Linked DNA regions of Mus musculus: regions 1 and 2 are each linked to region 3. The links are chromatin contacts, found by Hi-C or POLR2A ChIA-PET in ENCODE. All regions are on one chromosome and are shown on one strand. The core of a region is the stretch at or near the end of the contact, and the rest is flanking DNA. Distances in the headings are between cores, read along the strand shown.

What was found. Hi-C counts contacts between places; a loop is a spot of excess contacts on that map. ChIA-PET counts read pairs that join two places held with the same protein, here RNA polymerase II (POLR2A).
Region 1: a map of T-helper 2 cell shows a loop between it and region 3 (2.2-fold over the local background). The contact joins the promoter of Slc16a3 here to the promoter of Cd7 in region 3. A Hi-C loop is called at or near these places in 1 of 37 maps with a recorded cell type or tissue (T-helper 2 cell). POLR2A ChIA-PET finds 5 or more read pairs at or near these places in 1 of 5 experiments (embryonic stem cell).
Region 2: a loop to region 3 is called in a map of left cerebral cortex, with 2.4 times the contacts of the local background. The contact joins the promoter of Ccdc57 here to the promoter of Cd7 in region 3. A Hi-C loop is called at or near these places in 1 of 37 maps with a recorded cell type or tissue (left cerebral cortex). POLR2A ChIA-PET finds 5 or more read pairs at or near these places in 1 of 5 experiments (Patski).

What each region holds. Positions count from the first base shown.
Region 1 is chr11:120,947,174-120,950,706 of GRCm38, forward strand. Slc16a3 (solute carrier family 16 (monocarboxylic acid transporters), member 3) reads left to right here and starts at 1,894. Exons shown (of 6, transcript NM_001038653.1): 1 at 1,894-1,977.
Region 2 is chr11:120,931,018-120,934,528 of GRCm38, forward strand. Ccdc57 (coiled-coil domain containing 57) reads right to left here and starts at 1,855. Exons shown (of 19, transcript NM_027745.1): 1 at 1,699-1,855. It overlaps A430102A20Rik (a long non-coding RNA gene), which reads left to right and starts at 1,847. Exons shown (of 3, transcript XR_880367.2): 1 at 1,847-2,074; 2 at 2,324-2,391; 3 at 2,539-2,995.
Region 3 is chr11:121,037,387-121,041,022 of GRCm38, forward strand. It overlaps Cd7 (CD7 antigen), which reads right to left and starts at 2,092. Exons shown (of 4, transcript NM_009854.2): 1 at 1,907-2,092; 2 at 650-964; 3 at 294-430. The coding sequence starts at 1,979. Gm11775 (a long non-coding RNA gene) reads left to right here and starts at 297. Exons shown (of 2, transcript XR_880372.3): 1 at 297-476.

The DNA of each region.
Region 1 (3,533 bases), core at 644-3,143, 90 kb before region 3:
TGGGGTCCTCACATGTGTTGTTTCTGAAGCACCTTTTGAATAATAGTCAGGCCCTAGGCATGGGTGGAGTCTGAATGACTCTTCATGGAGGGCCATTGGAGAGTAAACACGTGATAGAGCATCTGGCCTTACCAGGCTGGGCATCTTCGTAGGTAAGGACTCAGGATGGTGGACTATGGGAGCCACAGCTAAGGCACATGGTGCCCAACCTCTTCACCACTGCTATCATGGTCAAAAGAATGGGCAGCTGTGACCTTCTGGACTCGGAGGTCACCCTTTCCCATTCTGGCTGTGTTAAGATCTTTGTCTAATGTTGAGTTATTATCAAAATTTCCTAGTTTCGGGGGACCTGGGGTCATTTAGGAGCCACATTAGAAGTGAGATGGACTGGGTACCCTAGGGTAAGTGTCTTGGGCCCTGTCCACCAAAGGCCATACTCCGAGATGCCTCCTCATCTCCTCACCCAAACTGCCCGGTCATTGGTCATTTCCATTGTGTGGCATGGGTTTGAATCGGCACCCCTTGCACCCCTCGGAGGACTGGAAAGAACTCTCCCAGCTCAGAATGGCTCTACTCTCTCCCAATCCTGTTCCTTTCCGGGAAGTCAGCATTTGTAGAGCAGCATGCAAAGCTGCTGTCCTGTCCTCATCTCCCACACTGGGCTGGGAGTGTTAGGATTGCTCTTGTGCTCTGTGTATTCAGATGCCCCAAGAGTTCTGTGCCCCAAGATCAGGTTGCAGTCTGGACATGGGCAGCGTATTGACCAATGTGCTGTGGAGAATGCTCCCCAATAACTTCTGATTGGATAGTAAAAGGCTAAAGCCTGTGACTGGGCAGGAAAGAGAGGAAGGTGGAACTTGAGATGAGTAGGGGTATCTCCAGTAGGTACCAGGAAAAGGAAAAAGGCAGGGGAAGGAAGAGGCCTGCCTTGAGGCAGGATGGTCTGGGAGGATGGACCATGAGCACGTGGCCGAGAGAAAATCGCTGAGGACACTCATGGGGCAGAGCAAACACAGCAAGACTCAGTTGGCAAGTAATGTGGCGTCTATAGTTAGGATGTTATAGCAATCTCAGAACCTGCCCGGTTTAAACTTACAGCTTGTTAATAAAAACACCAGGTTTCTTTGCCCCCCCCCCCGCCCCCCAGGGAGCTATACAGGCTAGAGTGGAGCAGAAATCCCCCCATAAAAATCACTTCTATAGGAGTTGAGGGGCGACAGAGCAGGGCTGTGTCAGTGCCTGTATCTGACTTTGTTGCAGGGCCCCGACCACAGGGGAAAACGGAAGTTCAGGGAGGTTGACAGCCTTGCCCAAGATCCCCGGTCAGTCCAAGGTGCCTGAGTCTTCCTAACTAGGGAAGACAGCTGCCACAGCCACACAATAGCCCAGGCTGAGGCACGAGCAAGGTATGGTGGTTTGGATGGGGCGAAAGTCCGAAGTAGGCAGGCGGCAGGAGCCCTGTGTGCATGAGGTGTGGTGGGGGCGTGTGCCACCCGGCAGAAGGCGCAGGCCAGAAGGCCAGGGTCTGGAGGGCAAAAGGTCCCAGTCTCGGAGATAGCGAGGACATTGCCACTCTCTTGCAGGAATCATGGAAGGAGCCCACAGTCTTGGGAGGGGATAAATGGAGGGTAGAATGGGAAGCAGAGGTGGGTAGTCACGGCCCAAGGGCGCGGAAGAGAACAGTGAGAAGGTCTGCGTTGGGTGGGGCCCGGGCCCCGGGCGCCTATAGAGCGAGTGCCAGCCTGGTCTCCCTGTTAAGTGGAGATGGCATTGTCCGCGCCGTCGGGGAACAGCGGCCAGGGCGCCCCCTCCGGCAGCGGCGCGGGGTCCGGGTGGGGAGGGCAGGGGCGGCGCCAGGCAGCGGTGACGTGCGCGGGGGACGTGCCGCGCGACGGATGAGAGCACTTAAAGTCGCCCCCGGCGCGGCGCCGGGCAGCCAAGGCGGACAGAGGCAGATACAGCGGCTGGCGGTAACAGGTAGGCGCGGCGAGATGCTTGGCGCGCGGAGCGAGGCTGGGACCCTCCCCCCGCCTCCAGTCGCCCAAGGTTTGGGGCCTTCGATCATCAGGCGGGGGATCCAGACCTGGAGCTCCCGGCCCCTGACCCTCTCTCCTCCTGGTTCTCCAGCCCCATTCTTTCTTGACTTGGAGAACCTTCTCACCACTGCGGCTCCACCAAAGGGCCATGAACAGCCAGTTGCGCGCTTGCATCCTGCTTCCCTGCCCTCGTAGACGCCTATCTATCCATCCGGTAGCCCTCGGGGGCTGGGCTTCGTCCAGGAGGGCAGCTGCCCTGGGCGACCAAACGTCCAGAGTATAAATAGCTCGGCCCAAGAGGGTTGGAGCGTGGCCGGACGGCCGGGGAACCTGGGCTATATTTGGTGGGAATGCTACAGCCTCCTTGGAACCCCGAATCTCCAGCGGGCGTCAGCAGGCCGCCCAGTGAGAGAGAGGGACACGTGCGCTTCGGAATGGTGCCACGTTGGGGGAGGTATGCCCTCGGGTCTCTTTCATCTCTTTACATCCACCTTTTCTACCATCTTAAACTCATCAACTCTTACCCAGCCACCACTATTAACCCAAACTAGGCACATGAAAGTGGGGTTTTCCTCCGGAGTGGGCTCTGTTTGCTCTATTCTCATCCGATAGGAAAACCAGGCACGGTCTGTTTTCTTACCTGACAAGTGGGTTGACTAGGCGCCTGCCTGGATGCTGGTCCAGTCAACAGACAGGCTCAAGAAACTGTTAACTCTGGACAGCTGATAGTGCTTGGAATCTGGGTGACAAGCAAGGAGAGGGCAGCAGGGCCCAGGCCGACAGGAACCCTTTCAGGACAACAGGTTGGTCTGAGCGTAACGGCAAGGTTCTCCCCATAACACAGGCTCATTAGCTTTCCCAAAGTTCTTCTGTTGGGAGCAGGTTATCCCCGAGGGCTCCCGGCATCATTGTACAGGCCCAAAGTTGGCTGGTGTCCCGTGGGTGCTGGGTCCGTCCGTGTTGAGGAACGAGGACAGTCCTAAAAGTGTGTGGACTCACTCAGGATGAGCAGTGACTAGTGCACAGCTAGGATGCTGTGCAAAGGATGAGTCTACCCCTTAAGGGGCACTGAGGACACTACCGAGATACATGTGGCCCCTTCTTGGCAAGGACTTTGAATAACCAGTGGTTTGGTTCCAAGATGGACTTGGCCACATCACCAGTGACCTTGGGCAGGGCTTGCTCCCCGTAAAAACGATCTCACTGCTTGGATGCCTAAATTTCGAGGGGCAGCGAGGAGAAAGCACAGTAGGCCTTAGAACCATCAAGAAGTAATGTTGAAGGGGCCAGTGCGTGGGACCCCACAGTATGCCGGTGTTCCGGGACTTTAGGACTCTAATCCTCCAGTGAACTGGTCAGAAAGGGGAGGGCTGGGGAGGCCCAGAAGCAGACACCTTTGGGCCCCATGCGGGACTTTCTGGATGGTGATGCTAAGCAATTAGAGACCTCTGGACCAGGCCTTGGTCCAGCTGGCACTGAGCACTGGCTCAGGGGCAG
Region 2 (3,511 bases), core at 605-3,104, 110 kb before region 3:
AGTTCGAGGCCAGCCTGGTCTACAGAGTGAGTTCCAGGACAGCCAGGGCTATACAGAGAAACCCTGTCTCGAAAAACAAAAACAAACAAAAAAAGAATGGTTCCCATAGGCTTATGTATTTGAATGCTTAGTCACCAGGGAGTGGAACTGTTTGTAAAGATTAGAAGGATTAGGAGGTGTGGCCTTATAGGAGGAAGTGTGTGTCACTAGGGTGGGCTTTGAGGTTTCAGAAGCCCACGCCAGGCTGTCTCAGTCTGTCCTGTCTCTAGATTAGGGTGTAGCTGTCAGCTACCAAGTACCATGCTTGCTGCCATGATGATAATGGACTAAGCCTCTGAAGCTGTACACCAGCCCCTAGTTAAATGCTTTCTTTTATAAGAGTTGCTTTGGTCATGGCGTCTCTTCATAGCAACAGAACAGTGACTAAGACAGTGGGCTTATACTGGACTATTCCTGAAGCCAATGAAATTCCTGCCTGGTTCTCATGGAGCAGTTTCATAAAAGATTCCAGGATACAGGTGGAAGGGCAGTGACCTCTGAGGTCCTCCCTGTGGGGACATCAATGATCTCCATCTCTTCATGACTAGCCCATCCCTTGGAGTCGCTGTTATCCTCCACCTGCTATTCCCAGGGAGGACCGACCTGTACCCAGGCAGGAGCCCTGGAGAATACAGCCTGTTCTTGTTTCCTGCAGCTCTCCCTGGGCCCCAGCTGCCAGAGCAGTGATTGAAACCTACACTGATGCCGATTCTAAATAAAGACTGCTGGAAACTGGATCCCACTTCAGTCCGAATGGTCTGAATGGCCTTTGATTCAGTTAACTTGTGATTCTTTTTCTGCACCCAACATAGCAAGAATAAAACATGAAATCAAAAGAAAAAAAAAAATCAGGAAGCTTTCACTGACGTATGCTAAAATTAGTAGCTGAAAATATGGTTAAAAGCAAGACTTTTACACAGTCAAGCACCTCCCCAAATGGTGTTTATTATTTACAATAAGAAAATAGAAACCTGGGGGCTGGTGAGATGGCTCAGTGGGTAAGAGCACCCGACTGCTCTTCTAAAGGTCCTGAGTTCAAATCCCAGCAACCACATAGTGGCTCACAACCATCTGTAGTAGGATCTGATGCCCTCTTCTAATGTGTCTGAAGACAGCTGCAGTGTACTTACATATAATAAATAAATAAATCTTAAAAAAAAAAGGAAAGAAAACAGAAACCTTGTTATTTATTTAGATTTTAAGACAGAGTCTCTACATAGCTCTGGCTGTCCTGGAACTATGCAGACCAGGCCGGCCTCGAAATAACAGAAATCCGCCTGCCTCTGCCCCCAAATCCTGGGATTTTAAAGCATGTGCCACCATGCCGAGTAGAAAATAATAACTTTATGTTAGCCCCTTGGCAGCCACCACTTAAACCACTCAAACCTTGGCGACGAAAGTATTCCCCAGTAATGGGGCGTTTGCCTTCTGGGAGGCACGAGCGCGCCATTTTCTTGTTTAAAATGTGTAACTTAATTGTGTAAAATATCGGGCCAAGCCAGGATGACAAGTAGTCTACAAGATAATGGACTAATGAAGTCAGTGAGGGACTGAAGCGCTGTGAAGCGCGTGTGGCTAATCACGAGGTAGGCGTTTGGGAGTCTGAGTCAAAGAAAGCTACAGGGGAGCAAGAACCTGATGCGATGACCGTCCACTCACCGCGTGTGCCAGGACGGTCCCAGCGGAATTAGCTTCGTCTCCCGCGTGCGACCTAGAGCTGCGCCAGCTGGGACCCGGGTCTCCAGGATTCCGAGCGCCAGCACTCTCCCGCCCGAACCTACAGCGCGGGCCACGTTACCATAGCGACTGGAGTCAGTAACCTTGGTCCCGGTGCACCCTGAGCGGCGCTCCGATCCCGCCGGGCAGAAACAGGAGTCTCAACACAAAAGAGTTCCGACCTGTGCGCTGGTACCGAAGGAAGAGACGCTTGGGGTTCCGTGGCCTAGCAGACTCCCTGAGTAGTGCGAGCCAGTGAGCAAGGACCTACACCTACGGGGCCCTGTGCCCTCCCCCAGCTGTCCTGAGGGTCCCCAAGGTGCCCATTCTGGAGTCCCAAAGGGCTAACTTCAGCTTAGCAGGAGGTGCCTGTAGGCGGAGGGACTGGGAGCTCAGGGATGGAACCTGCAAGTCGTGGGTGGGAAGTTATTCTGGGACTCAGGTTTTCCCTTTGTAGACTGCACATGAGACTGTAACAAGGGTGCACATGGCAAGAGTGGGTGGAGGTTGCACCTAGGGCATGTCGCCAGGCGGAGAGGGCTAAGTGAAGAAGTTGATCCTCTTTCAGAGCCCTGGGTAAGGCGCAGTCACAAGAAGTCCATCCACGATTTGGTCTGAAACCCCAAGCATCAAAAGGTGAATGATCCTCCAAGACCCCAGCTTTCATGGAGCGTGTCCTGGACTAAGAAGAGTTGGATGGAATGGGGCTGGTTGCTGGGAAGGGCCTGCATGAGCCCCAGGAATTCGTTGTAGGCTCGCCTTTGTCTTTCTTTAAATCCTTAGGTCATCTGAGGGCCAGGGAGATGGCTCTGTGGATGTGTCAGTCTGATGACCTGATTCACACTCTGGGACCCACAGAATGGAAGGAGAGAACCAATTCCCATGAGTCTTCCCTATCCCCCATATGTTATGGTCTGCACGTTCACACAGTCACAAATAATAAAAAGAATGGTATTCTTATCTCTTTATACTGAAGAAGTTAAACTGTGGCCTGGTCCTGGAACTGGCATACACACCTAAACCAGCATAATTCCTAGGGGATGGGGAGTGTCTGGGAATCCCCTCCTCCAGGAGGGCAGTATCAAGAAGTCTAGTCATTCCTACTTTCCTGTCCTATATCCTGCCGTCTTCCTCTACCCGTCAGTCTCTTTCCCTCAACTTGCTGTCCCCACTTCCTGACAGCAAATGCTTGGTGTTTGAACCTTCCCCCAACCAGCTTGTCTTTGTAGCCTTCTTCTCAGCCAGGGAGTCCCCTGAACTTCTAGGGGCCTTCTGTTCTATTAGAAAGTGAGGTAACCTCAACTGCCAGTTCTTTGCTGTCAAATGTAAAACCCTTGCCTTAATTGAGGGGTCCAAGGGTCAGCCCCATTCCACAAGTATGTTCACACCCCTTGTCTCTGCCTCACTCTGTCACAGGAGCTTCCTGTAGTTGGTCTTTGCTACTTTGTGGTTCTTTTTCCCACCCCTGTTTCACCCCACCATCACCAGATAGGAGAGAAAGAAGGATGGGGGGAGAGAGTGGGATAGAGATTCCTGAATCTAATTTCTTTCCTTGTTTCTACTTTGAGCATAACGACTAACAAAACTGCAACACACACACCACGACCAACATCCACTCCCACTTCTCGGGGCCCTAGCATCTATATATCCTCTGAAAAGTTCCCAGAATTCCAAACATAACACAATCAAAGAAACTTATCTGCAGCTGGCAAAACATGCCTCTGCTAGAGCACGAGGCAAATCATAGTCAGCTGCT
Region 3 (3,636 bases), core at 842-3,341:
TCAAAGACATTAACTCCTATCCCAGAAGTTCCGAATTCCTACATTCACACAGGTCCACGCACATAGTGCACACACACACACACACACACACGCATGCACACACAGGCACATACACATGTTCACACACTCATTTTGGGGCCTGGTTAGAAGCCCCACTTTCTCCCTCTCGGCTTCACTCTCCCATTCTGTGTCCCTGAGAGATGCCTCACCCAAGGGTTCTCTGCATCTTATCATGTGCATCCTGACTGATCTCTGCCTTAAGCCTGTGATAATAGCCGTAGGCTCACACTGACCTGTATCTTCCTCAGCATGCTGCACACCACCCCAAGGAGCAGCCCGGTGAAGAAGAAGCCTACAGCAATGGCAGCTGGGAAGGAAAATGATGTCTGCAGAGGTTCCTGGGATCTGTATGCTTCTTGGGATGATTTTTCTGGGAAAATGAACACAAAGCCATTGGTAGGAGAGGACACAAGCAGGTGAGGTGGGGATCCTCATTGGAGGCCTTGAGGTTCAAGCCAGGTGTGGGCACCATTAGGAGGTTTCCAGGAAGAAATGGGCTCTGAGCAGACAGCTCCAACAAGTGCAAAGAAGGTCTCTAGCAGCCAGTGGGCTCCTGGCCTGGCCAACAGTCAGATGGGCACATCCTTACCTTTCACCACAACCGTGGTGAACAAGCCACGGGCACTGACTTTCCTGACAGCCTCGCAGGTGTAGTCTCCAGTGTCTGCCAGCTGGAGGGAGCTTATGGTGATGGTCAGGTTCTTCTGGGAACCAGAGAAATTAATTCGGCCTGAGAAGGTCCTGTCTACTGTGGGCTCCTGCCGGTCTTCAAAGTAAATCACATTGTAAGCCTGAGGCCAGATCTTCTTCATTAAGATCCCTTCCAGGTGCCCTCTTGTAGAGCAGGTGATGTTGACAGAATCCCCCTCAGAGGCAATCGTGAGTCGGGGGGACTGGTGTACGTCTGTGAAGAACCAGCCAGTTAGCACCAAGCTGGCGCACAGCACACGGTGACTCAAACACGCTAACACGTATCTCAGAGGCTCCACAGATCCTACATTCATGTATGTCCTTGCACACTCTTGAGCATCTCTCACAGCACCCGCACCCGCATGCTCACACATGCTGTCTCATTTTGCTGTGCACAGGGGCTGCACTCTCTACACCTCCAGGTTTCTTTCTCCCATTTTGTATTCCTGTGAGATGCCTCCTCCATCACACCCCTCTCTGCAGAAATGCTATAGGAACTTGGCAACTTTGTTGCATCTCAACACAAGGACTTCCCTTTTGACTACTCCCCACCCTGGCTGTACTCTTTCTTTCTCTTTTAAGTGAGTCAGTCACTCCCAGACAGCCATAGTCCTATCTCCTCTTTGCCTACTCTTTCCGATGCTGGTTTCTTCATCACCCTCCTTCCCCCCATCATTTCTAGGCATCCAGAGCCTGTGGCTCTGCGCAAGGGGCACATGTTGACTTGTTCATGGGATACTCACTCTTTCAGATTCCAGCCCCGTTTGCCGTGCCTGGCACCCACACCACCCACTTTCCTGTAGGCAAGACTGAGTACAAACCTCAGCATCTCACAGAATGAACACTATGCTGGTTTTGCACAAGAATTGTGCCTGGGAGCCTGAGCCTCCCATAATCTTATTGTAGATCTTTTACACCTTACCACAAGACTTCCCACAGACAGCTGCTCTGAAAGGGAACTGAAGAACACAGTTCTCACAAGCACCAAGGGTAGATGTTAGTCCTGTAAACTAAAGCTTTCAAGTCTCTGCTTTTCCACGGAGCTGGGACTATTCCAGGTCTAAGACTAAGACTTGGGGAAGTCAAGTCAGGGCCAACCCTTCCCCAGGTGGGTGTGTGAGATGCTCTCTGGGAGCCCTGCTACAGGGATGCTTACCTTGGGCATCCAGGGGGCCAGGCAGGATTCCGGCCAGTGTAAGCAGCAAAGCCAGCACTGCCTGCTGAGTCATGACGCCCAAATCCAGGTGATCTGAGCCAAATCAGCCACTCTGGCTACAACACATTACTGAGCACTGTGAAAGTTCACACCAAAAACCCTGAGAGGAAGAAACAGGGGTGTGGCAGTTCAATGCGATTGGTGGTGAAGCTCCGAGGGAGGGCTTCCTGAAGATGAAGGTGGAGCTTGGTGGGCAGGGAACACAACAAGCCAGGTGGAGGAAGCCACCTGACCCCAACTGTCCTCCCTGGCTGGTTGGCTGGCCCACATCTTTATCATCTTTAACCAAGAGTCTCCACAGGAGACGTCAAGAGGAAGAAGAAATAAGAACTAGTCCTGTAACCTGGAAGAAAAATTAGAGGGACTTAAAGGTTTAGAGGCCGGGAGGGAGTTGAAGTTTCCTCTGGTCTTTTGTGTCATTTTCTGCTGGGATGTGTTCAGGTCTGTGGTCTCACCTGTTGTCTGGACACACTGGGGTTTCAGCCTGACACAGCATACCCAGTAGCCTTGGCTGTGGTTGCCTTGGCGGCCTGGGTGATCCTTCCTTAGAAGCATGATTGAGCCAGATCTGCTAGGCCAAAGGGCGGCTAGGAGCCCCTTCAATAGCAATCTGCCTTCTGGGACAAAACCGAGGGCCCTGTGTCTGGTTCCCAGGTTGGGGGAGAGCTAGGACTCTTGTCAACCATGAGTTTTATTGCTGGTACCAGAGCCAGTGTGTCACACTGAGGGGTGAGTTTGTGTGTGTGTGTGTGTACAGTGTCACATAGGGACTCAAAGCAGTTCCTCCGGGGTCCTACTCTAAGGGGGAAGATGCTCCCCCTGTAGGTGGGTTTGGAATGCTATGGTGTAGACAGGGGTGCCATGCGGGGTACTTGAGGGCACATGGGAGAGGGACTCAGGTAAAGGAAGGTCAAAGTTGGAAGATTTTAGGAACAAAGGGTTGGGGAGGGACAGGTCACCTGTGGTAACACAGGGACAGCAGGTATGGAACTGTGCAGCCTGAGAATATTGGAGAGAAATACGAGGGGAGCTGGGTCAGGTGGGCAGTAAAGAAATCAGCACCTAGCCCCCAGGGGAGAAGTTCATGGAAAGACAGACTTTACAGGGAAGTAAGAACAGTCAAAGACCTAGACCTAGTCTCCTTCCTAGGATGCCCGTGGCCACACCAGGGGCACATGGACTGGAGTGCTGCCACCTCTGCAGGGCTGACCTTGATGTGGTCTTCGTGCATCGACACTTTTGACTGTTTGGGGCACCATGCCTCAAGTTTCAGAGATCATAGACACACAGGGCCCTATGGGCTGTGCCTAAGGGCTCCAGGGCTCCAGGAGGAGGTGATGACCCAAACCCCAGTGCATTTATTTTGATTGAAGAGGCACAGACTCTGTGCATCTGGGTGCTGGGCGGTAGCATCAGATGCACTGTGGTTGTGACTCTGGAGGCCACTGTCATCAGGCAGGGTCTTCTCCACTGGGCCATCTCTCCAGCTCACCAGGCAGCGTCTTTAGCTCGGGGCTTCATTTTCAGGTCTCAGCTCGAGTGGTTTTTGTTGTTGTTGCTGTTTTGTGAGATAAGGTTTCTCTGTGTAGCCCAGGCTATCCTGGAACTCACTCTGTAGACCAGGTTGGCATCAAACTCTGAGACTCACCTGCCTCTGCCTCCCAAATGCT